Regions from separate parts of the Mus musculus genome. Here all the other regions are linked to region 1. A link is a loop called in an ENCODE intact Hi-C map of the cell type or tissue named here. Cell type or tissue: left cerebral cortex. All regions are shown on one strand. Region 1 overlaps Col6a6 (collagen, type VI, alpha 6). Region 2 has its middle 16 kb from the start of Col6a4. Region 3 holds the start of Gm40564 (a long non-coding RNA gene). Region 4 overlaps Col6a5 (collagen, type VI, alpha 5). Region 5 overlaps Col6a4 (collagen, type VI, alpha 4). Region 6 has its middle 28 kb from the start of Col6a5. Region 7 overlaps Col6a4 (collagen, type VI, alpha 4).

Region 1 (4,000 bases):
CTTCTTTCCCAAACTTGGTTTGGGGACTTCTCTGGGACATTTCTCATGCCCTGTGACCATCTTTGGATGGACATTGGCAACTGCTGTGGTACTGTACAGAACAGACAGACCAACGGAGAGCTTTATCGGAGCCTTTTCTCTTTCTAGATGGGATAAACAAGTATCCACCGGTCAACCTCAAAGCCAAGTGCAACAGACTCGGCTCTAGGGATCTGAAGCCGCCCCCACGCCAGTTTCGAAGGTATGTTCATTCCATGTGCTGGGTGTGACGTTTTAGGTAGATGTGAAACCCTCCTGATTCCTCAATTCTTCCTCTTTCTCTCTCTCCCCTCACCCACTTTAGCAGTCAGAAATCTGTTACAGCATATTAAAATATGAATTGAGGGAACTAGAGATGGTTTTTAAATGACCAAGTAGATCTGGCAATAACCAAATAGAGGTTTTTTTCCTCTTTTAAATGAAAAGTCCAATTGTTGAAACAAAGCACCCAATGGGACACTCCAGTAGCAGCAAGTATGCCCAGTGGGCAGATCTTGCTTTTTAAACAGCATCGTGTACTCAAAGGAACTGGGGTTTCTTGGTGCCCAAGACACACTCGGGATCGGGTGAGGAAAGACCAAGCCCAGCCCAAGACAATGGAGATCCTCCAGGGAAGCAAAACCACGGTTAAAACAAAACAAGGCCCCCTACCAGTGTCATGTCTAGAGGGTGAGATGTCCTGAGTCCCCGAGCCTAGTCTCGGACAGCAAGTCCAGAAAGAAGCACGGAGTGATTTATCTAATGTATCGCTGTATGTATGGTACGCACAGCAGCATAAGCTCCTGTGAGGTCAGAGTCCAGCTTTGGGGAGTCGGGTCTCTAGCGTGCACTGTGGGATCCAGGAGCCAACCTCAAGTTATTGGGTGTGTACAGCTGGTGCTGCATGGCTTCCGAGGTGTGGGTGTTATGTGCAGTCTGTATCGTCTGAGGTGACAGAGTGGGACACACAGTCATCACCTGTGTGAAGTTCTTGCCAGAAATGCTTGACTAGAGGTTAATGAGGCCATCATCGCTCGGCAACCCCAGGGTGTGGAACTGTTAGACTGTAGGTCTTGCATCATGGATGAAGGGATAAAGATGAGCTTTGTTTGGGGTGAGAGAACTGAAGACAGGGAAGCTAATCCGAATTCTCTGAACCTTAATTGGATCCTAGAACAGAAAGACAAGGCTAATATAACCATGACTTGGAAACATCTGGGGAGATTTGAGTATGGTCAATACTTGATTGGATGGGCTTCCTGGTGTGTAGAAGAGAATGTTCTTTAAGAGACGTTTGCTAAAGAATTTTAAGGATAGCATGTAAGATGGTTGCGACCACGGTATCAATGACTTCCCCGTTCTGTGTGTGATGTGCATGAACGTGTACACTTGGATGCACATGAAGAAGCCTGAGTCAGGTGTCGTCTTTCTCCTCCTGTACGGGGCACAGTCCCCCCCCCCCCCCTGAGGCAGCATGATGGTCTAGCAAGTCTGGTTGGCAGGCTCGCTTCAGGGATAGCATCTTACCTCGTGCCATGCTGGACTTACAGGGCTGCAGAACCCGGTTTAATGGGTTCTGGGGATCCCATTCCAGTCCTTAAGTTGTGTGGCAAGCTCTTGGCCCACGGAGCCATCAGGTAGCTAGGAGCACTTCTTTGGTAAGCGACTGAACTAACACCCAGCTGTAGGCCATGACCAAGCACCATCACCTGGCTCATGCTTAGACAGACCCCCATTAGCATTAGGGAGGCTTGGTGTGTCTCCCTTGGAGTGTGTGCCCTCTGTGTGATCATCTGGACTGGGCAGGCATTCCCAGCCTGGATGCTAAGGACCCCTGAGAAGCTCCTGCCTGGAGGCTCTGGCTTCCCTCCAGCCATGAAGCGAGCCGGGGAACTGTCCAGCAGCAAATGTTTCCTGAAGTCCAGTGAAAAGCGGCCATGAAGCTAGTCCAAGAGGAGTAGGGCGCCCCCTGCTGCGGGTGCCTGGCACTGTTTAGAGTTGACTGGACTGACACTTGGGCTGAGGCAGGTGTGGCAGCTTCAAGGAACTCTGGAGGGCTGTGCACCTAGGCTTAGCTCACTGTAACTGCTGTTAGTTTTGAATTTTGGGTTTTCTAAGTGATGGAAAAAGAAATTCCTCACTGGGGGCTCAGAGCCTCTGTTCACTTGAAATCCCCAGTTTCTACATTCCAGTGACTGAGCATCTTCCGGCTCCCCTGGCCTCCCTCCCTTTCCCATTCCCTTCACGGGGGCTTGTGGCCTGGCATGCTGTATTGGGAAATAGTGGCATCCTTGCCTTTGTCTTTGCTTGTCTCCACCCAGCCATCCTAGCAGGAAGGTGGTGATATTCTGAGGCACTGTGCCCAGCAGCTAGCTAACTGACAAAAGGGGCCCAGCATCTGGGAATCTGTCTAGAAGCTGGCAGGCCAAGCCATAGGATGGGGTCACCAGAAGATACTGTGTGTCTCCATGCCAGAGCCCAACATCAAAGAAAAATGAAAAACTGTCATGGCGAGGGAGGGAGGAACAGCCATAGAAGAAAATGCTTTTCTTCTCTGCCTTCTGAGGCAGAGGCTTAAGTGTTCATCCTACCGGGCTTGACAAATTTGCAGCCAGCTCCGACTGCAAAGGCAGGTGTCGGCACTAACCGACACACTCGAGAGGCAATTTTAGAAACTGCTTTGTTTGAAGACAGGATCAAGTGGGAAGACAGAATCCTCAGGGCGTTTAAACAGGGAATCTCTCCTTCTCTACGGTGCCCTTGATACAGAGGAGGCTCAGCTTCTCCTGTGAATCTGAAGTGGCCAAGTGGCTGGGGCACCAAGGAATTGAGATGTGGAATGTATACCACTGTCCATGAACTCCCTGGTGGTGTAATCGCCCGGGACTCCCAGGCCGCCCCTAAGTAACTCAAGATGATGATGAGAGGAGTCGGGGCTGCTTCTGAAGCTCCCTCCTGGGCCTTTCAAGTAGAGCGAGGCAGAGAGGAACATGGGATTGAGGAGTCTGCCTGCTAGGCGCAGGGGCTGGCCAGACAGATGAGATGCCACCCCGAGAATGCCGTGCCTCCGGATTACCTGTGGATTTGAGGAAACATGCCGGAGCTGGTCTGTAACAGAAAGGGTGTGGACTCTTGCCACAGGCAATCAAGACAGATGGCCAGAGGGCGAGCCCATAGCAAGGCTTTGTGTAAGCACTCAGCTCTACTTTTACTGAAGACACAAAGCTGCCTACGTGCTGTGCCAGACTCCAAAGCAGAGACAGGCAGAGCCTAAATTGGTGGGCGGTAAAAATGGGCAAGCATCCCTGCCACATGAACAACACATTTGCTTTCTAAAGTACATTTTCTGGATGCACGATATGTATATGGGTATGCACGCACGCGCGCGCGCGCGCACACACACACACACACACACACACACACACTTAGGAATAGAAGCAAGCTCATCTGTGCCACTCATCCCACTGCCTCTACTCAGTAAGCAGAGCATGGCTGCCTCCCGATTATCTACACAGATGGAGGAATCTGTGACCACAAGGAATGGAAAGCTACAGTCAGTACCTGTCCACTCCTGCTTTATCTAGAACATGCCACATCTTGCTTTCTATAAGGTTCACTAGAGCTAGGCTCCAGTTGGAAAATCTGAATTATTTAATCCGAATTCCTGTTGTTGATGCCTGTTGTTGGAGTTACCGACCAGCAAAGTATTCTCCCAAACAAGACACAGTAGAAGACAAATCAGAACAAAACCTAGGTAGTCAATGATCCTTACTAAGATGCTTATTAACTGCTTTATCAAATACAAACGCCCATCTGTAACAGTAGAAAGAATAACCATGAAAGCTAAGGCATGGGCCCAGCACTTAAATAAAGCACTGGCCATGTAAGCACTGAGGGCCTGAATTTGGATCCCAAGACCCCACAGTAAGAGGCAGGTGCAAGGACACCAGGAGCTCACTGGCCACTTGTTACCAGCCAGCTA
Region 2 (4,000 bases), 420 kb before region 1:
ACAACTTGAGTCCTACGGATTGAACTCATCATGGCTTGGTGGCAATCACCTTTGCCAACCAAGTCAGCTTACCAGCTGTTTTCTTCTTAAAAACAATTTGTAAAATGTACTCATTTATTTAACACACACAAGTGTGTGTGACTGAGTGTGTACATGTGTACCACATGTGTGGAAGCTGCAGAGATAAGGAGTCTCCTGGAACTGTAGTTACCCAGGGTTGTGAGGCTTCAGTAGGTGCTGGGAGTTGAACCCGGGGCCTTTGCAAGAACAGCAATCACTCTGGTTGGGCAGGACTATCCTTTGATCTGAACTGTCATCATTTTCAGGAATTGTGCTGGGCCTGTTGCGATTGTCACAGCCGGACCTGTTGATTATTTACCATCCCGCTTAGAAGGGGGTTGTTGGGAGAGTCAAGGGACCCTCAGCTGAATATCCCACGCAGGTGTATGCAATTTCCCCTTAATTGCATTTGGTCTTGGGGGAAGGGCTAGAGTGGAGAACAGTGAGGGGACACTGGCATCCCTGCTGGATGCAGACCTTCTGGTGCGCCGTTTTAAGGTTATCCACATGCACGGCCATTATCCCACACCTTCCGCTATGTAAGTATGATTGATAAAGTCATTGGTACTTCTGGGTGAGCTTTGGTGGGATTTGGCCTTAGGAGGAGGGGTAGACATTTGTCTCTCTCAGGGAAGGAATTTTAGCAAAAGCTCCTAACTGCTGAGCCACCTCTCAGGCCTCAATGTCCTCCCTTTTAAGGCTGGAAGATATTCCATTGTGCATACATATAGTTTTGTTGTTGGTTTTGGACACAGGTCTGCACTATGTAACCTTTGCTGTCCTGTAACTTACTAGTTTATGGGCAAAGCTAGCCCTGACCTTAGGTAATTTTGTCTCTGCCTCTGGAGTATGAGACTACAGGCTTGTGCTGTCATGTGCCGTTTGGCTAACGATTCCTAAAATGTGACCTCCTGGGCCAGCAGCCTTAGTGGCACCTGGAGCCAGGATGGCAGTGCAGACTCCAAGGTCTCAGAGATCCTGGAAGTGGGGCCCTCTCATCTGTGCTCTAAGAAGGTCACAGGGCTCAGTGATAGAACACCTGCCTAGCACGTGTGAGGCTCTGGATTAAAACCAAGAATCAAAGATGAAACAAACACCCCTGACAGTTCTCCAGGTGACTCTGAGTCACGTAGGCTAGTGAGACTCTGGCAGAGAGCATGGGGGTGGGGGTGGGGCGCACATTTCATTGTTGTTGCATCCTTGGGACGTAGATGCTCAGGGAATATTTGTTGAATGAATGCTGATGTTTATGCAGTGCTTTTCAAGCTAGGATGAACTTTTAAACACTTTAAAAGCATATGCTTGGTTAATCCTTGTGCACTGTGCTGAGTTAGGTCCTAGGGCCATTTCATTTAAAAATTGGGGAACCATAGAGAGACTGGGTGACTAGCTGAAAGTCAAAGCTTAGTCCCCCTTCTGCCTGGTGGTGCAAGATTGGTAGATGACACACTCACATATTCCAAACTTCGGTAAAATGGGAAGGAGTCTGGAAAATTGGCACCAGACAGGGCTGTAGGCAGCTCATAGAGAATAGAAGCAGACATAACTGGTGCATAACACCACTTCCCCTGGGCTTTCAGAGGGAGCAAGATGCACAGATACATGTCTCAGCCTCTCCTTGCTGTTCGTTCTCTGAGGCATCCCGTCTGTTGCTCTGGGCTTGCTGTACTGTGGGGTGGAATGCATGGCAGCTGAAACCCATCTTGTCCTCCTCATAGTCCCAGAATCATCTCCCAGATAGAACACCCATCCCCAGCTTCTTGCGTATAAGGCTCTGCTCTAAGTGAGACACCCGTATTCTTCCAATTTGGAAAAGGAGGAAAGGGGATGTTGGGGGAGACATAGCTATTGCGGGAGGACACGTCTTCTGCTCTGCACAATGTGGCCAGCAGATGGCAGTGTGTCCACATCCTTGCAACTGCATCCAGCTGTCTGAATTCAGGTCCAAGCTCAAATCAGATAAAGAGAGCTTTCCTCTTGCTCCTGGGGAGGCTAGCTCTTCCATTCCAGCTTTTGAATGAGCTTTACCGAGAGGCAGATATCTTTTGTGCTCAGAAGCCCTGGCGAGAAGCTGGAATTTGCTCGAAATTTAGCCTTTATCTTTTGGACTCTGAAAAGGCCTGCTTAGAAAACTCTGCCAGTGGCCTGTGCTGGTTAGATCATAGAGATAGTGCAGCTGCTGAGTCCAATGGCCAGCTGACCTGTTCATCTGGTCAGTACCATCTCATCTACCAGTAAAAGGAAGAAGCAAACAGCTTTTAAAGAGCAAGGAAGACTTCCTTTTGAAAGGATCTTATGATTAGTTTTGACTGGCAGGGTTACCTGAATTTTAACGTTTTATTAATATCCTGGAGTGTAAGGTTTTGTTTTTTTTTGTTTTTTTTTTGGAGACAGGCTTCACATAGTACAGGCTGTCCTGAAACTTGCCATGTATCCCCATGTGGCTTTGAACTCATTATCATCTTCTTCTTCTTCTTCTTCTTCTTCTTCTTCTTCTTCTTCTTCTTCTTCTTCTTCTTCTTCTTCTTCTTCCTCTTCTTCTTCCTCTTCTTCTTCCTCTTCTTCCTCTTCTTCTTCTTCTTCTTCTTCTTCTTCTTCTTCTTCTTCTTCTTCTTCTTCTTCTTCTTCTTCCTCTTCTTCTTCCTCTTCTTCTTCCTCTTCTTCCTCTTCTTCTTCCTCTTCTTCTTCCTTCTTCCTCTTCTTCTTCCTCTTCTTCTTCCTCTTCTTCTTCCTCTTCTTCTTCCTCTTCTTCTTCCTCTTCTTCTTCCTCTTCTTCTTCCTCTTCTTCTTCCTCTTCTTCGTCCTCTTCTTCTTCCTCTTCTTCTTCCTCTTCTTCTTCCTCTTCTTCTTCCTCTTCTTCTTCCTCTTCTTCTTCCTCTTCTTCTTCCTCTTCTTCTTCCTCTTCTTCTTCCTTCTTCTTCTTCTTCTTCTTCCTTCTTCTTCTTCTTCTTCCTTCTTCTTCTTCTTCTTGAGACAGGGTTTCTCTGTATAGCCCTGGCTGTCCTGGAACTCACTTTGTAGACCAGGCTCGCCTTGAACTCAGAAATCCACCTGCCTCTGCCTCCCGAGTGCTGAGATTAAAAGCGTGTGCCACCACACCCGAATTGAACTCATGATCTTCTTGCTTCTGACTCTTGAGTGCTGAGATTATAGACATTCACAACCCTATTTGTCTATGGAATAGTGTTCTGTGCAATGTAGGAGGTTAAGAGAGAGTCAACTGCACAGAACATTTGTTAAGTAAGCTGGTCATTAAGATGGCTGAATGTAGACAAGTAGATGTTAGGGACTCAACTTCTTGCTAAAGAACAAAGTTAAAAATATAGTTCAGGGGCTGGCCAAAGATGGAGTTTCTGTGGCCAGCACCCACCTCGGCCAGCTCATAACCATGTGTACTCTGGCTCCAGGGGATCCCATGCTCTGGCCTTCAAGGGATTTGCGCTCATATGCACACACTCTGACAGATAATTAAAAAATAATGAAAGTAAATTTCAATTTGGCTTTTAAAAACAGATTTATTTATTTAAAACCTACTTGTGTAAGTGCTTGCCTGCATGTATGTATGTGCATGTATGTGTATATGGCTGGTGCTTGCAAAGCCCAGAAGAGGGCATCAGACACCCTGGGACTGAAGTTATAGGTGGTTGTGAGCTACCTTGTGGGTGCTGGGAACTGAGCCCAGGTCCTCTTGAAGAGCAGTTAGTGCTCTCTTAGCTCCATAAAAATAAAACTTAAAAAGCAAGCACGCAAACAAAAACACAGAAGACAAAACAGAAGAGAAATCTGTACCTCCAGTAGTCCCCCAGAACCAATAGGGTAGCATGGATACCAATTTACTTATGATGCTAAGAAGTTTTATCTTTTGTAAACCAAAGGATGTTAAGTTGTATGCTGAGTGGTTTTAGGTCTGAGACAATGAATGGTAAGCCAGTCAAGATAA
Region 3 (4,000 bases), 200 kb after region 1:
TGCTGATCTCGGCTAGTGTGGGGCCGTGATCAGATCTGGTACAGAATAGAAAAACCATCTTAAGCAACACGCGCATCGTTTCAGCTAATTGGTCCAATAACTAACAATACAGATGTCCTAGTTTTCTTTTCTTTTGCTGTCCCAAGACATCAGAAGCAGCTAGGGAAGGAAAGGCTTATACTTTCCATCGCTGAAGCAATCCAAAGTGGGAACCTGGAGGCAGAAACTGAAGCGGAGCCCATGGAGGAGCACTGCTTCCTGGCTTGCTTCTCACGGGTCCCTCAGTTTGCCATCTTACCTAACCCAGGACCACCTGTCCATGGATAGCCCTGTCCACAGTGATCCCGGCACTCCCGCATCAATCACTTGAGAAAATTCTCCACAGACTTGACTGTAGGTAGGTCTATGTGATGGAGACATTTTCTCAGTTGAGCCTTCCATTTTACCAGATGACACTAGCCCTGTTAAGGTGATAAAAGAAACCCCAGCACAACAATAAAATTACGTTTTCCAGAAGTCTACATATGAATTCTAAGTGCTTATATAATGTGATCTACCTTGTAAACTTTGTGTTTTAAATTGTGCTTGTTGTAACATTAATATTCTGTTAAGTAATAACTACTACAAACTAATTTTAAAACTGAGCACGAGACAGCAATTTTATTATAGAAGCCACAAGCTTATGCCACGGGGCATATAAAACATCATTATACATACCAAAGTGGAGATGAATTATAGATTTCTACACTAGCCTGGCCTGGAAATTGCGGCCATCCTCTGCTTCTGTTTCCCATGAGTGGCATGAACTACTATGCCTGGCAAAAGCTCATTTTTCAAAATAGAAGACGTGTGTATGTCAACCCAGAAGCTGTCCAGAAATTTTGATCCTAAACAAGCTTAACAGGCACCCAACACAGGAAGGCAGGCAACTCGGTCCATTATGTAGAACGTGTGTTTGAAAGCATGTTATAGGACCCAATATAAAAGAGCAATTTTGTTACGGTTATTTGGTCACGGAGGAAAAAATACCTGTAGAGGCTTTTTCTTTGGAGCAGAAGGGGAGGGAGGGGGTCTTCAGAGGATGCTCCGTAACTGGCCATAGGTGTAGTTCTGCCCTCTAGTGGATATAGGTGGGAGAGTGGTTCAATGGCTTCCTGTGCTTTAAAGAGTAGCAACTATTCATTAGAAGTCTAGGGGTTTGTGTGAGGTGCTAAGTGAAAGGCTGACTTGGAAAATGATAGCAGCGGCCAAGGTAATATGGGTTTTTCGGCTTCGATGGCAGGGCGACTTGATTTCTAGATTCTATCCCAGCTATTCTGGTTGCATTCACGCAATGAAAAAAGGTCAGGGTTCCTTCCTCGAGCTGTCACTCTGAACCTTGCCCTTTCATGACACATGGGGCTTCGGAGCACACCCCTGAGCAGGAAAGAATTTTGGAAACTGGTCCCATGATGACCAGTCCTCCCAAGACCAGAGAAGCAGCCAGAGCTCGTGTTTACAAGTGAGGGTACGACGCGTGGGAGGCCGCTGACAGGAACATCAGCTTCTCTCTGTGTCGTCCGGGGAGATTGTGACGGCCGTGAGACCGGAGAGACTTCCAGAGCTGTGCAGAGAGCGCCCAGGCGACTCTGTGACCCGGCAATGGCTGTGCCTGTCTCTGCCTCGTACCCGCGGCCGCCTCGACAGAATGTGTGGCTGGATACGGGGATGGGTGTCCTTCCGCCCCTTGCGCCGCCGGGTGTGTAGAAAGCGGGCAGTCGCTATCCCGAGAGCCCTGGAGGAGCCGTGGGCCCCGCGCGCTCTCCTACAAACCCTCTGCATCCCCAGGACCACGTCCATTAGGGCTCGCAGGCTCGGCCTCACTGCACTTCCGCTCACCCGCGCCGAGAGCTGGAGTGCGCCTGCGCGCGCGCCTCTCCGGGCGGAAGTGGTAGCGACAAAGCTCGGTGGGCGGCGGGCTGGGCAGTGCAGGGAGCGCCGGGCGGCGGGGAGGGGCGGAGCGGAGCGCAGGAGGCGGAGGCGGGAGCAGAGCTGCTCGGCCGTGCGCGGAGACGCGCGGAGCCGGCGGGCCGAGCTTGACGGGCCCTTCGCCGCTCCTCCTCTCCCCTCCCTGCCGCCGTCCTGCTCCTTCTCCTCGGGACGTGTGGCGCCGCTGTGCTGCCAGCAGCTCCGGGTCGCCCGAGGCGCGTGGGGCGCCCCCGCAGCCCCGCGAGTGAGTCCTCGCAGCCTGGAGGGAAGGGGAGGACGTCTGGGGTGTCGGGGAGGACTCGGGTGTCTACTCCTGCCCCTATTTCCAGAAACTTCCAGGTCCAGAGGGAAGGGGGCGTCCAGGGAGGGGGGGAACGTCTCTTGCCCGTAGGGCGCCTCTCGGGCGCCGCCCGGCTGGCGTGTGTGTCGCAGGCGCTGCGGGCGGCGCAGGGGGTGGGCTAGGGTGGTGGCGGCTGGGCGAGGGTCGCCCTGCTCCTCTCCCCTCTCCTCAGCTCCGCTTCTCCTGGTTTCTCTTGCAGATGCTGCTGCTAGGGGTGGTGGGAGCAGCCGTGGGACGCGTGGCCGGGAGCGGGGGTGACAGCCTGGGATTCCGGGGTCTTCTCTTCCTTGTCCTCCTCTCCTCTCTATTCCCAGTGTGGCCGTGGCTGACACTAAAGACTTTGTAGCCATCAACCAGAGTGCAGTTTCGATGGAAAATGAAGGTAAAGGCCCCTGGCAGATGGGTTTGTAATACAAGAGTTGAGGGTGTGGTTTGCTTTTTAAGTTGTCTGTCTTTTCCCACCTTTTTATTTTCCTCATTTTATGTAATTGTTTTTTTTTTCTGCCCTTTGCATGTGAAATGTCTGAGGATTTGGTTCCCTAAGGGCATGTAGCTTTTATTTTGGTAATGTGGGCATTGCCGGGTTCTGCGGGTGACAGCTTGAGTCTGCTTTCCTGGGAAATTGTTATTTTCTTGAGCATAGGGAATGGAACGGAAGTTTTCATTTGAGATAGCATCTGTGCACATCCTTATAGCTCTTTGAAAGGAATCTGTGGATGTGAAGTGGAAAGGGGAAGAGAAAGCAGTGGGTCGAATCTCTGTATATTTGCATAGCAAGCTTTGTTAGAGTGTGTGACGGAATTAAAAAGATTTTTAAAATAAATTCTAGCTTTGGCAAAAAGCATTTTTGAACTCAGATTAAGGAAAAAAAAAAAACAAAACACAAAAAAAGCCAAAAACAAAAAACCCTAACACTGGAGTTTAATGAAATTTTCTGAGAGTTTCCTGTCTTAAAGTCCCGCCCTATTTCAAAACATCTTTGGGAGGTTGACAGTGGAACCTGTTTGTCCCCATTACACATTGTGTTTGGATGCATTTGTCTGTCACGTTACTGGACCACTTTGGCCTCATTCAAATACTGCTTCTCATTTATAGCACTTGGATTTTAAAAAGTATTGAATAACTGAATAAATGATATTTCTTCCCTCTTGAACTAACCATGTTTATTGTTTATGCTGACTTCTGGCTTATGTGTAATATTCTTTCTTTTTTCCCCCCCTCCTTTTTTGACTGGACTGCAAGATGCTAGAAAAGGTACTTGACAAATCATTTCTCCCCTGCCTCCCCCCCCCCTTGAACTGTTTGCTTTTAAAATCTTTATCGCATACACAGGAGCTGCAGTTAAGCTGCATGCTTTTTCCTCTGTTGAGAATGGAAGCTTGATTGGCTAAGTAGGACTTTAAATTTTAAAATAGGTGTTTCTTGTGGATGTCGTAATCTGTTGTGCTATTGGAGAACCATGGCATATGTAGGGGATACGATGAGAGGCAGGGTTAACTTGCCCAGGTTCATTCTAGAGGGATAATTGGTGGACTGCATTTTCTGACATGTTCAGGTGTGTAGCTGCAGAGGAGTTATATGCTAATTGGATGTTGAGGAAAGTGGTTGTGTTTTTTCTGATGTGTGGAAAGTTGTTTCTCCATGCCCTTTTCCTCTTGTCTTTTATAGATTTAAGAAAGTCAGATTTGTTTT
Region 4 (4,000 bases), 160 kb before region 1:
GAGTGCTAGCTTTCTGCAGCTGTGATGAGTGACAGAGCTGATGGATGCTTGTGTGGACAGCTCACCAGACTGGGCAGGAGGAGTCCCTGATTGTTAACCTAGCGTACAATCCCTAAAGCTCTCCCAGCTGCTGTGGTCTTCCACCACTGCTAATGAGGAGCTTGGTTAAAGTGGGTATTTTCCCTTCTGGGGTACATACATCGTCTCTAGTGGACACATAGAGACTTGCCAGAATGTGGTCGTCTAAGGAGCTAGTCCTAAAGAACATGTTTTATGTGTGAGGAATCTCGGAGGCCTTCTTCCATCTCTTACAAATGCCCTGCTCCTTCCCCAGGCCCCCCATGAGTGTGGCAGGTCTCTTAGCCATCCTGCATCTGATTAAGGTGCTGTGGCCCAGATATAAAATCTTCCTAAGATGCTTTGGAGACTGGGTGGAAATGGTCAGACCAGAGTTAGAAATACTACACAAATTATCCATATAATTAATACATTTCCAATACAATGTTTACTTTTCCCTGCTAAAATGAGCAAAGTTTACACATATAGGCATTTGTGGTAAATTCTAGTAATATCCCATCTTGATAAAAATTTGATACCTAGACTTATGACATAGGAAATTAAAACACACACACACACAGAGAGAGAGAGAGAGAGAGAGAGAGAGAGAGAGAGAGATCTCCAACAGGAAGGTATGATTGGGCAAATAATTTAAAGTTTAAAGCATTTGAATCGTTTACAGTTGGAATGAAATCCTATACTAGAAGAGGGATGGAGGTAGAAGTTTAAGGAGAGAAATGAACACTATAAGTTATCTGACGTAAACATATTTTATACAATGGACAGCTGATATCAACCACTATGGAATTTAGATTTTGTTGGATAAGCTAAAAGAGAAACATGGCCATCAATGGTAGAGTCTGTTTGTAGTTTAAGCCCTCTGGAGGTCAAGGCAGGATGATCAGGAGTTCATGGCCAGTCTGGGCTACATGATACCCTGTCTGATAAAAGAAATATGGAAGTGTCATTGAAAAACATGTTAAACTTTGTTATTGTTGTATGTCTGAGTGTGTATGAGGTGTATGCATATGAGTGTATTATGTGGGGTGGGGAGGTAGAGGTCAGAGGACCCAGGTTTTTCTCTCTCTTTGCCTTGTTTGGAGGAGGAGGGGGAAGGAGGAGGGGAAGGAGGAGGAGGAAGAGGAGGAGGAGGAAGAGGAGGATGAGGGAGAGGAGGAAGAAGATGAGAAAGAGGATGAAGAGGAGGATGAAGAGGAAGAGCAGGAAGAGGAGGAAGAAGAGAAAGAGGAGGAGGAGGAGGAGGAAGAGGAGGAGTAGTGGTACATACTCCAGGTTGGCTTTGCCTGCAAGCTTCTGGGATATTCTCCTGTCTCTGCTTCCCACTTCACCGTAGGAATGCTGGGATTCTAAACGCATGCTTCCACACGGGGCTTTCACACATGGATTCCAGGGATTGACCTCAAGTCAAGAGGGCTTGGCTTTTCCCTTCTGAGTCATCTCTCTGGCCCCCACGGAAGCTTTATTTTTAAATGTCAGCTTTTACAGGATGTTGCAGTTACATACTTTTAGTGCCTTTTAAATTGTTAAAAAAATTTAGGATTAGAATTTTAGAAACTTTCCAAGATGCAGGGCAAAAGGACATGACCTCTCCCATGGAGACAGGTACTTAGCTAACTTCCCCTGAGGTGCTCCCTGAGTTGACAACCTATGTTCATGAGATCCATTCGTGGAGTAGTCACAGGAGAGTCCATCACTCGATGGAGGAAGCATCCTAGGGAAGAAGACACCAAATGAAGTGCTATCCCAGTAATGTCCCATAGAGGGCAGCCAAAGCCTGGGTCTGGCCCGGAGTTAGGCTTTTCTAAGTTAGGAGGCAGAACTATCCTGAACAGAGGCTGGAGGTTGGGTCTTCCTCCCTCCCAGATCGCTGATGGATGGACCCAGAGCTGCTATAGGGCAAGGCCATTCATCGCAAGGGCTCATTGAGCCACTCAATTGCGCAACAGCACCCTCTGAGGGATAGATAGTAGGTGCTGGTATTAGCAACCAAAAACTTACATGGCGGAGGTCAGGAGCAGGTGGATGGGGATAGGGGAGGAGTGTTGTCCTGTAAATGAATTCCATGAAGAGGCCACAGGAATTCTGAGCAGAGCCAGACGTTGCAAACAGTCATTACCCCCCTTCAAATGATTATATAATAATTCTATCTGCTAAAGCCACTAAGCAGGGAATTTCAAATCATGGGTAGATCAGAGAGACTTGTGTCTGCAGTCCTTTGCATTATACAGTTTTACCAGTGGTCACGTTTTTTTCTCCATGGACCTAGATGACTCTAGGTTGGACTTTTAGTTTGACTGTTGAAGATAGCAAGGATTATCGTTGTTTCTTGTGTTTGTTTCATACCTGGCACCTACAGGAGTAGGCTCAGGAGGAAATACTGTTATCCAATATCATGACGCTAAGAGCAGGGTGTCTTTCATGCTTTACAGATGGCGAAGATGCAAGATGAGCTTTCAGGAGAGAAGAGTGCTCGCTGGCAGATGGGACTCCCCTGCGGCAGTAGTTCCAGCCAGAAAATGCCAATCATTTATTAGAAGGGTCGGGGCAGGAACTAGAACTAAATTTGCTTCTCAGTCCCAAACCTGAGGGAGAGACTCTTCAGGATAGAGACATCAAGGAACAGACCTTCAAAACTAGGACCGGGTTTCATCTCTCAGGAGGAATGGGACCACTGAGCAAGAAGAGGCAACAGCCTTCCCCGTGACAGCTTGGTTCACTCGCTTTGATCACTTTGGTGAGTGCCTGCCAAAAGAAGATGTTTGTCATGATCGCCATCACATCTACATCTCAAATTAGACCCTTGAGTAAAAACAGTTTGTAATTGGAATGTCCCAATTGTCTTTTTTTTTTCTTCCCATTTATACAACCCTAAACTCTGTGTCGCTGGTTCCCATAGGACCCTGAGATTACATTTAGCACCCGTTACCTATAGTCAGTGGGTTTTCTTTACCAGGACATTTATAGAGTAACAAATTCATAACAAAGAAAGGGGAGGAGAAGCTGCCTTGTGAGCTACCCGCTCGTGCTGGGAACACTTGTTTTCTATTTTAGTGTGCTTTGCATTGTGTGGACTTGAGTTTTGCTGCCAAAGAAATCATGCCAACATGTGAACCTGGAAACAGAGCTATTCTCAAACAGTGTATCAAAACAGACTCTAAAACAGAAAAAGAACAAGACAATAACAACAACCCCAAGTCTGACCCAGAAACTTATTCTGTGCATTCTTATTAACTGTAGTCTCACTCAGCCCAGGAAAGCACATTAAACCTACTTAGGAAACACACATACAGGACAAGACAAAGCAGTAGTGAATTTGTTATACACTCGGTCAGTTTAACATGGAGTATGCAGGCAGTGGAGTACTGTTTAGGCATAAAGAAGAGTAAAGTCATGTGACTTGTGGGAAGATGGACAGAACCGTAGGCGTTCGTGTTGATTGACATAAGCCGGCTTCATATGTCTTCTCCCATACGTGGAATTCCAGGACTGGGGGATTAAGAGGATGAGAAAGTAAAGCAGATTTGGAGGGGAGAGGGGAATAAAAGGAGACTCAGAGGAGGTGAATGTTATCAGAGTGTTTTACATGCTGTCTGGAAATGGCATAATGAAACCCATTATTTTGTACAATTATTATATTCTAATAAAATCACTTGATTTGGTTAAGGCAACAAGTAGTTGCCAAACCAATGAGCATGTGAAAATGACTATGCTGGTGGGATAACACACGGACAATTTCATATGTGTTCCACATAGTTTTCCTTACTGTGACCGTTGTCTTTTATATAATTGAAAAATAACACAGTCGGTTAATTTTAAGTAGCCAGTTATTGCTTTGGAAATTTCTAAAACAAAGCCTATTTAATAGTTTTGTTTTTCTCTAAGAACTTTTGTCAGTGTGTCTTAATGGAAGCATGAAGGCCAC
Region 5 (4,000 bases), 340 kb before region 1:
GTCCATTTGAGGAAGGCCACCTTTTGTTTTCTCAGGGGGATCCTGGAATTGATAATCTCATCCAAGGCCCCAAGGGAGAAAAGGGAAGGCGTGGACATCAGGTAAGATGGTTGGAGGTTCATGTAGGGATGCCAGACAGGCTCTTTCAGAACACATGGATACTTTGCTGAATCCCCATTGGCTGAATCCCCACTGGCTGAATCCCCATTGGCCGAATCCCCATAGGAGGTGGGGCAAAGCCACAGGGTTCCCATCTTCCATGGACTCAGGAGCCCTGAATGCCAACCTCCCCTTACTGCCTAATCCTTGAGTTCTTGTCTTTACCATTTCTTTTTCCTACACAAGTTCCCACCCCCTTGTTACTGCATGCTAGTAATGGTTTTAAAGTGACCTTAAGCCTATTCAGTCTTTAGGTTCTTGCCTAAAATGAAAGCCTCAACTCAGGGAGGTCTCGACTCTTCTCTGCTGTGAGTTTCCTGGCATGCTGTGCTGATCTCAAAGTCATTATGCAGCTGGCTCGCTTTCCATCATAGCCGGAGCTGACTGGTGCAAATTGGGTGGTAGACAGTTGTAAAGATGAGATGTCTGTCTAGTTCTGAAGACTGGAGCCACCACAGTGGAAGACATTAGAGAGAGCAAAGAGACTTGTCAGCTTGACGGATGCTAATGTCTCCGAAGCCAGTTTTAGATTTTCATGTCTCAGACATTAAAATGCACGATTCTGAAACATGCCTAAGATAATGAGTGTCCCAGTCCTCATATCTCATGGTTCCCAATTTCTGGGCATGCGATCTGGATAGCAAATATCTGCAACTGGAGGGGAACCTTGACTTTGAATTCCTATTTTGGATCCTTTGATAAAACCACAGGGCTTAGATTGTGGCTAGCTAGAATCCATGTTATGTATATCCAGGTCCTGAGTGGAATTCAGCTTGGGACAAGGTCATTTCTATGTCACTGTGTGGGAAAGCGGTTTCACCCAGTCATTAGTTATGGTTGTATTATACAAATAGCATTGGGTTGTTTCCCCTCAGTAGGTTAAGGTCAGAGAGCCATGTGAATGGCTGCTCCCTGGGACTGAGCTAAGCACACATAGCGGAATCCACCCTTAGCAGCTCCTAGGCCTCAGGATCCTCATTTGGAAGATGGGTAGATGAACCATCTGGTTTCTGTGAGTCATTGGTTGTCATGGTAAGAAATGTCATGAAGACAGCAGAGCCATAGAATGCTCATGGCTTGCTGCTAGAAAGGAATCCAGGCTTCTGAACACACTGTTCAGTGTGGTGGCCATCACAGCACCACAACTGTAGTGAGAGCCTCAGGGCCACAGCTTCCAAAGGCCTCCATCCTTGACTTTAGCCTGTTAGCCTTGACTCCATTCTTGTGTGTGGAACAGAAATTGTAACTGTTTCAGATTGTGCCCTGTATGATTGAATTTTGTGTCTCTTGTGGTTTCTTTTCTTATGCTGGGCTCAAAGAAGGGTGTTAGTGAATATCCTTTGAATAGACTTAGATGATAGTAAATTACTCCTTTACATAAGCCATGCTTGATTAGATTCTGCCAGCGATTAGAAGATAGACCGCTAGGGGGCAGTATTTCCTTGCTATTATTTCCGAGAGGCCCTGGGATCAGTGTCACAGTTAAGTCTGGAAAATTCCTCCGAAATAGTGTTTCCAACAAAGCAGAGAAATTGTATTACATACCTAGTGTGGGAAGGAGTGGAGAACCAATTGTGCAGGTCAGGAGTGGAAAAGCAATCTCAGACACACACACACACACACACACACACACACACACACACACACACAGAGAGAGAGAGAGAGAGAGAGAGAGAGAGAGTGAGAGAGAGAGAGAGAGAGAGAGAGAGAGATAAGAGAGACAGAGAGAAATTCCAATGCCTGTGAGTTGATATCTTCCTTAAAGCTGATCAGGGGACAATAGAAAGACTTAGCTCCAATTATTATTATTGTAGTGATTTTAAAAATAACTAAAAATTAGACTGGGACTGCGGCTCAGTTGGTAGAGTACTTGTCTAGCAATGTACAAACCCCACCATGTATAAGCTGGGCATGGTGGTACACATCTGTAAGGCCAGCACTTGGGAGGTAAAAGGCTGGAGGACTGGAAGCTGAAACTCACCCTTGGCCCCATAGTGAGTTCTAGGTCACTCAGGCTGTATACATGAGACCCTGTCTCAGAAAAGGTCAGAGATGAAATAGTCAGCATTTAATAATCAAAGATGACTCTTATACACGCTTGCTTTCACATGGTGTAGTCGTGTTGGGCAGTGAAACATAACAAGGAGAACTATTTCTGTTGGTGGTTTGATAGTCTTACTATGTAGCCCAGGCTAGCCTCAACTCATTGCCTATCTTCCTGCACCGGTCTTCTAAGTTCTGGAATTACAGGCATGAGCCACCATGCTTGGTTTTCTACATATTTTCCACCCCCCTCCTTTTCCCATCCCCACCCTTTTCTTTCTGCTGGGAATTAAAACTGGGAGCTTTTGATGTCAGGCAAGTACTCCACCCGTGAGCTAGGCCATCAGTCGGAACACTGTTTCTTTATATGGAAAACATCCCTGTCGCAGTGGTAAGTGGAAAGCTCAGGTTTGCATGAGTGTATTCCACCTGAGACTGAATTTGTATGGAAAAAAACTCCCTTTCTATAACACAGAACATATGCATTGCTTTCCCTTGCCTTCTGAGTTACTGACATGGCTCATGAAAGATTCACAGTGCTTCTTATTTTGCAAAATTCTAGATCTACAGGGAAAAAAATATAGTTATAGGAATGAATTGTAACCATCACCATATCTGCTTTCGGTCCATCTGTGTGAGTGAGTGTGCACATGTGTATGGGCGTGTGTATGGGCGTGTGTATGGGCGTGTGTATGGGCATGTGTCTGTGTGTTTGAGCATGTGTTTTCCTGAGCCACTTGAAGATTAATCAAGGGCATTAAAACACATAACCATGCATATCCAACAGGCATAGAAAAAAAGGAAATCACTCTATATGGACATGGTGGAGACGTCACGCTGAAGAAACATAGTGTTTATACAATATTGCTTTCTTTTTTAAAGTTTTAAAAGTTGAAATAGAATTATATCACTTCCCCCATCCCTACCCCCTCAAAGCCCTCCCACTCTTAAGTGTCTTTATTTGTTACATACATATACATGTATGTGTCTGTACTATATATATACATATGTGTATATATATATATACACACAGACACATAACCCGATGATTCCATTTCTGTTGCTTGTGCCACATATAAATAATATTATTTCCTAACATCCAGCCCGTGTTCAGGTTCCTACTTCCCCATGTCTTAGGGAACCTGTCTTTGGACTACTGTAACAGAACACAGCTGACAGGTTGTATTATACAACATTTATTTTTCACAGCTCTGGAGTCTTGGAAGTCAGAGACCAAGGCACCGGAAGACTTGGTGTGTGACGAGGGCCCAGTCTTGGCTTCCTGCTTTGTCTTCCTGGCTGTCACCTCACAGGGGGAGAGAGGGCTGGGGCACATGCACCGATTCCATCCTTATGGCCCTGATCATGTCCCACAGGCTGTGTGCCTGATCCCTGCACGTTGGGGATTAAATGTCAACGTGCTCGTTCTAGGGGAAGCACATTGGTGGTCAGCTTTCACGGTGCCAGCAGGCCCTGTGCTGACTGCTGGCGAGAAGGCCATCGGTGCTGTTATAGCGCTGACCCTGAATTCTGCATACCGGCTTGCCAATAAGATGTGTTCAGTGGCTCAAGACTGACCTGAAGTGCAGTATTAGAATGGTCACTCTGCCACTCCTGAATTGTTCTTTAGGCCTGTCTCTGTTGTTGCTGTCATCAGAGCATCTTGCCTTTTTAGTTTTCTTTAGTTACAGCAGTCACCCCATTGCTTGTTTTTTTTTTATATATGACATTGAGATTGCTTGTTTTTTTATATGACATTGAGATTCCTGACCTACTCTTTTGCTGAACACCCCACCCC
Region 6 (4,000 bases), 290 kb before region 1:
GGGACTGCACTGTAATGAAAACCGACTCTGCTGCTCGCAGAACTCCCCAGCTGGGATGTAATTGGGTGCCTATCTTCCCTCTCCGTGCTGGGATGCTGTTTGGCTTGATCTTGCATATTCTTTAGGATTCCAATGTTTATTCTCAAATATTTGAGTTTTTTTTAAAAGAAATTAAATGTGTTGTGATTTAACATACACAGACACATACACAGAGACACAGGCTGATAGACAGAGATACACACATGCACCACAGACACACCCACACACCTGAGGAGAAGCTGGAATAATCTATATAGATAGACAGACACACAGTCAGACACACATACAGCCCAACAGATGGTCAGACACATACAGATATACAACAGACACAGAGACATAGGTGGACAGACAGACAGACAGACAGACACACAGAGCTTTTTCCCTGGCCTCTGAACACATCCCTAGCTTCTACCAAGCACTGAGAAGGAGGGAACTCTGGGAAACTGATGGAGTCTGGCTTGGGTTCTTTGTGACATGTATTATTCATCTTGGGTTTCCCTAAGGAAACATCACAGATTGGGTACCCTACAGAACAGAAGTCTACGTCTCAAAGCTCTGCCTAGAAATCCAACTCAGTGCGCCAGCCTGCTCGCTTTTCTTGGTGAGGGGTTTCTTCTAGCTGGCAGATGGGCACTTTCTTGTGTCCTCGAATGGCCTTTCCTTCCACATGCTCAGGGAGGGAGGGACGGAATGGGGCGGCAAAGAGACCCTCTGGCATCTTCTAAGCATCCATCATCTATATTAGGGCCCCACCCCTCTGCATATCTAATTAAAAGGCTCTAGATGCAAATGCAGTCAGATCTGATATTAACATTGTCACATGAATTTGGAGAACAAGCCTACCAGACCACAGAGAGCTGATGGTCTCATGACTCTCATCCACCCCTGCGACCCCCCCCCCAGGACACAGTGGACTTTGCCCTCTGGCAAGTTCCCAACACAGAAACCTTTGTTTTAAATTTTAATTGCTTTAAAGATATGATCTATTTTATGTGTGCTGCCTGCATATATGTTTGTGTCCGTGGGCATGCCTGCTACTCATGGAGGTTAGAAGAGGGTGTGTTAGATCCTCTGGAGCTGGAGTTGCAGACTGTTGTGAGCTGACATCTGGGTTCAAGGCTTCAAACCTGGGTCTTCGACAAGAGCAACAAGTGCTTTCAATTGCCCAGGTCATCTCTCCAGTCCCAGAAACTAGGGTTTTTAGATTCATTTTTGTTCCCCCAGAGTCTGGTGACATTTAGGAGGAAGTGGGAATCAGTTTAAAAACCCTTAATTTTTGCTTATGTTAACCCTTATATTTTCTATGTGTGGGTGGGTGTTTTGCCTGCTCGTATGTCTGTGCACCACTAAGTGGCTGGAGCCTGCAGTGGCCAGAAGAGGGCATCAGGTTCCCTGTGACTGAAGTTACAGATGGTTGGGAAGTGTCCTGTGGGTGCTGGGAATTGAAGTCTTCTGGAAGAGCAGCCAGTGCTCTTAACTCCTAAACCATCTCCCCAGCCTGGGGATCCAGCTCTGCACAGAGTGGTCAAAGAAGCAAAATTATACTCGATTTTTACAGCGAGATTACTTTTGTCTTATCACAAAGGGAAGACTATGTTCCCTGCAACAAATCTGCCCAGCACAAAAGACCTGATGGTAGACCTATAATCTTTTCCCCCAGCCATTTGTGCATGACCTAGGTTTACCCAACGCCCGGAGGCCTATCTTTCTGCTTTCTGCCGTAGCATACTGTGTGTTTCTGCTTTGGGATCCCGTGCTTTTAACGAAGGAAATGAAGCAGCAGCTGTTCTAGCTCATTAGCAGAGCTGCTGACTGTGCAGGTGTCGATGCCTCGCTTTTAGACACAGTCCCAGCTGCCCGAGCAGAGAGGGGTATGTCTCTCTGTCCAGAGGGTGGTATTTGGGTCATGGTACATTTATACTTCTGACTCCTCCTCTGCCCTTCTTGAGTCCAGAAACTGAAGACATGAAGGCCCGTACTCTCAAGCAGTGTTGGTTCCCTTCCTTGGGACCATTGAGATCTAGTTGCTATTCTCCTTGTGTTTCCTAGGTGGCAGTACAGCACTTCCACTTAGCTCTTCTGCTGCCTCCAAACCTGCAGAGGACAGTTATCCTGCTCAGTATACCCGGTTTGAACACACGGGCCTTCTTCTGCATTATCTTGTCTGGTTCCTCACTCCCACCACCACCTCGCAGATGCTAGTGAATGTCTTTATTTCCAGGTGAAGGAAACCATCTTAGGAGGGAAACTGGTTTGACCAAAACACAAGATAAAATCGGCTTTGAATCCCTTGCATGGACAGGCTAGGGTTCTTGTTGCCCTATTCCGCTTGTTCCTACTATCACCCATGAGAGGATTCTTAGTGTCATGAAGCATGGAGGATGATGGGCGTGGCTTTTATACCTTGCCCATGTAGTTCCGGCCTGGAGGGAAACTGGAACAATATGGACAGAGGTTGAACTGCCATGAAGGCCAATCTCCACCACAATAGTGGCTCTCTCTACCCACAAAGAGATCTGGGGCAAAAAGGGCTTCTTGGTGTTGCCCAGGATGGACTCTGATGGCTGAGTCAGTATTCCCCGCCTCCACAGCCACTGGATGTGGGCATCTGGGAAACCATGCCTATGGTCTAGGCATGCCCTGCTGAGGGCATAGTGTACCTTCTAGATACACCTTCAAGAAGGACCTGCCACCTGAGCTGCTGGGGGCTCAGGGCAGAAAACCCTAGCACTGGCTTCCTTTCTATGTCTCTTGCCCTAGAAAGAACATTTTATAGATTCTGCATTCTTTGTTTGTTTTTAGATTTATCTATATGCACGAGTGTTTTGTCTGTGTGTATGTGCATGCAACACACACATGTCTTGTGCCTGCTGACGTCAGAAGAGGGTGTCAGGTCCCCTGGATCTAGAGTTACTGGCGGTTGTGAATCACAGCATGGGTGCTTGGAATATAACTCAGGTCCTCTGTAAGAGCAGCGAGTGCTCTAAACTGCCCAGCCATTTCTCCAGCCCCTCTACATTTATTATTTTTATTTTGCATTTATTTCAAACACCAAGGTTCTGTATAGCCCCTCGCCCCTGAGGAAAAGCTTCATGCATTTTGAAATTCTCTTTTAGATTTGTTGTCTAGTTAATTATCACCTTATGCTGCTTTGGGGATATTAATTCTTACGATGAACTTAAGTTGTAGAAAGGTCAAGTGACATCCAGCCCTATGTAATGAGTCGGTTGGTCCAAAACCAGGATGAAATGCCTTCTGAGCTATCTTGGCATCTGTTTGGTTCACTCTGCAAAGCTTAAGCATCTTAGTCATTAGGTGAATCGATTGCTCAGTGTTTTTAGACACTCAATGCATTTCATTGAGTCTATGAAACTAGAAGGTTTAGGGTTGCTGGGCTCAGAATTCGGTTCCCAGCTGTGCTTGGAAGTGCAGAAATCTATATGAGATCTAGGTGTGGTGGTGTACAACTATAATCCCAGGTCATCTTCTGAAATACAGTGAGTGAGGCCAGCTTAGGCTACTACATGAGACCCTGTCACAAACAACCCCCACCCCCCCACCCCCCCAAAAAAAAGCAAAATGGTGCAAGCAGGAAAGGATAGGAATGTAGTTCAGGGAAAGAGAGCTTTTAACTTTGATCTTGAGGACTATACATACACACCTGCACATACACAGTCATGTATGCATGCGTGTACACATGCATATCACAGGTTAGGCTGAAGCAGAAAGATCAGTAAGTTCAAGGTCTGTGACTGGCAACATAGTAATATCTTGTCCCATAAAACAAAATGAGTTAGCCGGGCAGTGGTGGCACATGCCTTTAATCCTAGCACTTGAGAGACAGAGGCAGGTGGATTTCTGAGTTCGAGGCCAGCCTGGTCTACAGAGTGAGTTCCAGGACAGCCAAGGCTATACAGAGAAACCCTGTCTCAAAAAACAAACAAACAAACAAACAAACAAA
Region 7 (4,000 bases), 360 kb before region 1:
TTTTTGATGATGTTTAAAATGTCCTTTAAATGTTATTTTTTATATGCATGGGATGGGTAAGTGAGCTGGGCCCACATTAGATATGTGTAAAGTCCCTCATTTAGGGCTCTTGGATTTCAGACCACTAGGAGAGCTCAGGCCTCCACTGGCTAAGGGATAGTTTTGTTCTCAATTTTTCTAACATCATAATAGCCAAGATATCTTTATAGACTTCTATGACAGAGTTAGAAATATAAGGGGAATTTATAATTTTAAGTTTTATTATTGTAGCACTTTATTTTTTTATTTTTATTTTTTTCCATTTTTTATTAGGTATTTAGCTCATTTACATTTCCAATGCTATCCCAAAAGTCCCCCATATCCACCCACCCCCACTCCCCTACCCACCCACTCCCCCTTTTTGGCCCTGGTGTTCCCCTGTACTGGGGCATATACAGTTTGCGTGTCCAATGGGCCTCTCTTTCCAGTGATGGCTGACTAGGCCATCTTTTGATACATATGCAGCTAGAGTCAAGAGCTCCGGGGTACTGGTTAGTTCATAATGTTGTTCCACCTATAGGGTTGCAGATCCCTTTAGCTCCTTGGCTACTTTCTCTAGCTCCTCCATTGGGAGCCCTGTGATCCATCCATTAGCTGACTGTGAGCATCCACTTCTGTGTTTGCTAGGCCCCGGCATAGTCTCACAAGAGACAGCTACATCTGGGTCCTTTCAATAAAATCTTGCTAGTGTATGCAATGGTGTCAGCGTTTGGATGCTGATTATGGGGTGGATCCCTGGATATGGCAGTCTCTACATGGTCCATCCTTTCACCTCAGCTCCAAACTTTGTCTCTGTAACTCCTTCCATAGGTGTGTTGTTCCCAATTCTAAGGAGGGGCATAGTGTCCACACTTCAGTCTTCATTCTTCTTGAGTTTCATGTGTTTAGCAAATTGTATCTTATATCTTGGGTATCCTAGGTTTGGGGCTAATATCCACTTATCAGTGAGTACATATTGTGTGAGTTCCTTTGTGAATGTGTTACCTCTTTAAAGGAGATGAAATGGATGGAGCCTGTTTTAATAATATATTTCTTTCACTTAATATACCTACATGACTTCAACACAGTTCATAATATATAACATATAAATCAACAAGGTATTTTACTTTGAAATACATTGTCTTCCACATCTGCTGTTTTCATGTATAGCACCTTTCTCTTTGGAGTAGACACCTTTTGAGAGCTTGGCTGTGGACTATTGTATTTGACAGAACAGTGCTAGCCAGTATTATTTCCTTTAAAGTGTGTGTGTGTGTGTGTGTGTGTGTGTGTGTGTGTGTTGCTTGGAGGTGACTTTCAGGACTGGGTTCTTCTTCCATACTGTTGAGGCAGGATTTCTTTTGTTTATGTATTGCAGACTTAGGCCCACTAGTTTGGACAACTCTTGACAATTCTGTCTCTGCCTCTTGTCTTGCCACATGAATACTGGATCACCGATTTCTATCACAGCATCGGGCTTTTTACCCGGGTGCTGGGCACTCAGACCAGGCTTGCTCATCCGGTACTTTTGCCCACTGAGTCATCTCTCCAACCCTCTTTTGTGTTTCATGTAATTTCTTACAAGAGAAGATGACTTCACTGTGGGTTGTCCTCTGAACAGCTCTGAAGATTGTTTTTCTAAAAATGGTCCAGTTTCCCTTCTCAGTGCCAGAGATATCTTTGTGGGTAGAATGCTGTCAGAGGTGTGAACATAAATTTGTATGTTCAAGTTGAACATGCCTAGGAATAGATAGTTTATTCTTCTAGATATCATACCTCTCTCAAACGTGCCCTCCAAGGAATGTTCTGAGGCTGAGGGCATGACCCAGTGGGTAAAGTGCTTTCTATGCATGGTGACCTGAGTCTGGGTCCCAGAACTCCTACAAAGCTAGATATTGTAGTGTGCACACCCATGGTCCCAGGGCTCATATGCAGTGAAGATCAAGAAACTCCATGTTAAACAAGGCAGAAGACAGGAAGGCAAAGTTGTCTTCTTCCTTCCATACCAGGGGACCGATGTGCTTCCCATACACAAAACACACAAACACAGAGACACCATGCACAAGATTAAAGAAAAAACTATTTTGTTATGTTCATTGACCTTGTGGGTGAGAGAACCTAAAAGGGCTCAAAGGCCAGGTGTTCCTCCATGTTTGGGGTCTCAGCTGGGCTGCTGAGGCCTTCTGGGACCCTAGAGATTGAGATTGGAGGACCCACCTCAGGAGTGGCACCTTCTCTCATGTGACTGGCATCTCTGCTGAGATACTGGATTGACACAAAACTCAAAACCTAGCAGGCAATTCTATTATATTAAAAAAGGAATTTGGCTAGTGAGATGCCTTGGTGGGTGAATGCGCTCGCTGTGTAAGCCCCACAACCTGAGTTTGATCCCCAGAATCAACAGTGGAAAGAGAACCAACCCCTGCAAGGTGTACTGTGACTTACACATATTTACTGTAGTCCCTTACACCTGTGCACAGACATGCATATGTACACACATACACGCACACACACTCTTCACATACGCCAATAATAATAAACTTCAAAAAATTAGAAAACATTTACCTGTCCTGGTGGTATGTATTTATAACCTCAGTATGGTGGGAGCAGTTTAGTGCTAGCCTGGGCTACATAGCAAGACCCTGCCACTCACTCACAAATATCAAACCAACCAACCAACCAACCAACCAACCAACCAACCAACCAACCAACCAACCAACCAACCAACCAATCAACCAACATAAGTCAGGTACATGCAAAGTAGATTTCCCCAAACCCTATAAAGATAAGGGGACAACAAGGTAGTATCAAAGTAATCAGTTGCCAAGGTGAGGTGACAAACAGGGACCTTAGGGACAGGAAGGATGTCACTGGTAACAAAGTGTTAACAACAATTAATTCTCTGTGAGATCACAGTTTGAGCTGTCTGAAGGGAATATTAAGACAAATCTGAAGTTTGAAGTCTGAAGTTTTGCAGGGTTAAGCATATCCTTTTGCTTCTTATTTGGGACTCCAGCTTGGCCAGTTGATGAATTTGTAATCTGAGGACCTTGTAGGTCAACATCTGGCCAGGTGTTTGAAGGTGTAAAACTGTAGGGACCATCTATGTTCCAGTCCCTTTGATGGGCATCACTGCTGGTTTGAATTGCTTTGTGGGTGTCTTGGTTAGGCTTTCATTGCTGTGAAGAGACACCGTGACCCAGGCAATCCTTACACATAAAACATTTAATTGGGGCTGGTTTACAGTTCAGAAGTTCAGTCTGTTATCATCATGGTAGGAGGCATAGAATCAGCAGGCAGACATGGTGCTGGAGAAGGAGCTGAGAGTTCTACAGTCTTGATTGGAAGGCAGCCAAGAAGTCGCTCTCTTCTGCACTGGGTAGAACCTGAGCACTAGGAGCCCTCAAGGCCCACACCCTTTGCAACAAGGCCACACCTCCTAATAGTGCCCCTTCCGAAGAGCCAAACATATTCCAACCACCACCGTGGGCATGGAGACAGAGTATCTTCCCGTGTCTTTCTTCACAGGGACAAAGAGGCCCCCGAGGTCTTCCTGGACTTCGAGGTGAGGAAGGATGTCCAGGTGTGAGAGGACCTAAGGTAAGTGTGACCTTGAACTTTGAGATTCTTTGCCTTTCCTGTTCTCATCCCTTGTGTTGGAGAAACATCATAATTTCTCACCACAGCTATGGAACTTTAGCTGCTAAGACTGAAGGTGGCCAGGAAGTAAGACCTATAGTTTGCGGGGAGGTGATACCCGAAGACCCCGAGAGTGAAGTAATGGTGTAAGACAGGGGAAAGGGACCTAAAAAGACAACTATCAGATTCTGCCTGTGGGTGGAGCAAGTTCGTGTGGAGGAGGAGCTCTGGTGGTCAGTGTTGAACATGAACCTGAGCCTTAGGCACTCGAACATGAGGGAGCTGGGGGTTCTACTCTAAATCACCCCAGGAAAGAGATGGGCCGGTCCTAAGAGGAATTAAT

What was found. Hi-C counts contacts between places; a loop is a spot of excess contacts. Peaks named below come from ENCODE experiments on the same cell type or tissue, not always from the same donor. Only the 100,000 strongest peaks of a DNase experiment are listed, where the experiment ranks them.
Region 2: a loop joins it to region 1, with 8 times the contacts of the local background. A loop is called at or near these places in 13 of 42 quality-filtered maps.
Region 3: it touches region 1 in a loop (6-fold over the local background); 2 of 42 quality-filtered maps call a loop at or near these places.
Region 4: a loop joins it to region 1, with 6 times the contacts of the local background. A loop is called at or near these places in 33 of 42 quality-filtered maps.
Region 5: it touches region 1 in a loop (6-fold over the local background); 19 of 42 quality-filtered maps call a loop at or near these places.
Region 6: a loop joins it to region 1, with 6 times the contacts of the local background. A loop is called at or near these places in 19 of 42 quality-filtered maps.
Region 7: it touches region 1 in a loop (3-fold over the local background); 4 of 42 quality-filtered maps call a loop at or near these places.

What each region holds. Positions count from the first base shown.
Region 1 is chr9:105,691,954-105,695,953 of GRCm38, reverse strand. Col6a6 (collagen, type VI, alpha 6) reads left to right here. Exons shown (of 37, transcript NM_001102607.1): 36 at 148-241. Among named protein-coding and RNA genes, the nearest start is that of Pik3r4, 51 kb to the right of the region's middle. In left cerebral cortex, a CTCF peak has its summit at 1,993 (motif pointing left); DNase peaks (open chromatin) are centred at 1,970, 2,702 and 3,299; H3K27ac peaks cover 2,325 bases.
Region 2 is chr9:106,110,932-106,114,931 of GRCm38, reverse strand. No RefSeq gene overlaps it. Among named protein-coding and RNA genes, the nearest start is that of Col6a4, 16 kb to the right of the region's middle. In left cerebral cortex, a CTCF peak has its summit at 1,949 (motif pointing right); a DNase peak (open chromatin) is centred at 1,953.
Region 3 is chr9:105,493,105-105,497,104 of GRCm38, reverse strand. The region is part of intron 1 of Atp2c1 (ATPase, Ca++-sequestering); the gene reads left to right. It overlaps Gm40564 (a long non-coding RNA gene), which reads right to left and starts at 1,113. Exons shown (of 2, transcript XR_871130.1): 1 at 1,030-1,113; 2 at 1-461. In left cerebral cortex, CTCF peaks have their summits at 1,115 (motif pointing left), 1,912 and 2,430; DNase peaks (open chromatin) are centred at 1,128, 1,931 and 2,871; H3K4me3 peaks cover 3,285 bases; H3K27ac peaks cover 1,975 bases.
Region 4 is chr9:105,855,845-105,859,844 of GRCm38, reverse strand. It overlaps Col6a5 (collagen, type VI, alpha 5), which reads left to right. Exons shown (of 41, transcript NM_001167923.1): 41 at 2,508-3,775. The coding sequence ends at 2,527. Among named protein-coding and RNA genes, the nearest start is that of Col6a6, 30 kb to the right of the region's middle. In left cerebral cortex, a CTCF peak has its summit at 1,842; DNase peaks (open chromatin) are centred at 1,838, 2,564, 2,766 and 3,209.
Region 5 is chr9:106,036,673-106,040,672 of GRCm38, reverse strand. Col6a4 (collagen, type VI, alpha 4) reads left to right here. Exons shown (of 38, transcript NM_026763.2): 19 at 36-101. Among named protein-coding and RNA genes, the nearest start is that of Col6a4, 58 kb to the left of the region's middle. In left cerebral cortex, a CTCF peak has its summit at 1,576 (motif pointing right); DNase peaks (open chromatin) are centred at 610, 1,213, 1,578 and 2,057; H3K27ac peaks cover 1,411 bases.
Region 6 is chr9:105,986,280-105,990,279 of GRCm38, reverse strand. No RefSeq gene overlaps it. Among named protein-coding and RNA genes, the nearest start is that of Col6a5, 28 kb to the right of the region's middle. In left cerebral cortex, a CTCF peak has its summit at 2,087; DNase peaks (open chromatin) are centred at 544, 1,858 and 2,063; H3K27ac peaks cover 226 bases.
Region 7 is chr9:106,051,251-106,055,250 of GRCm38, reverse strand. It overlaps Col6a4 (collagen, type VI, alpha 4), which reads left to right. Exons shown (of 38, transcript NM_026763.2): 14 at 3,547-3,618. Among named protein-coding and RNA genes, the nearest start is that of Col6a4, 43 kb to the left of the region's middle. In left cerebral cortex, no CTCF peak of the experiment used is centred here; a DNase peak (open chromatin) is centred at 1,635; H3K27ac peaks cover 321 bases.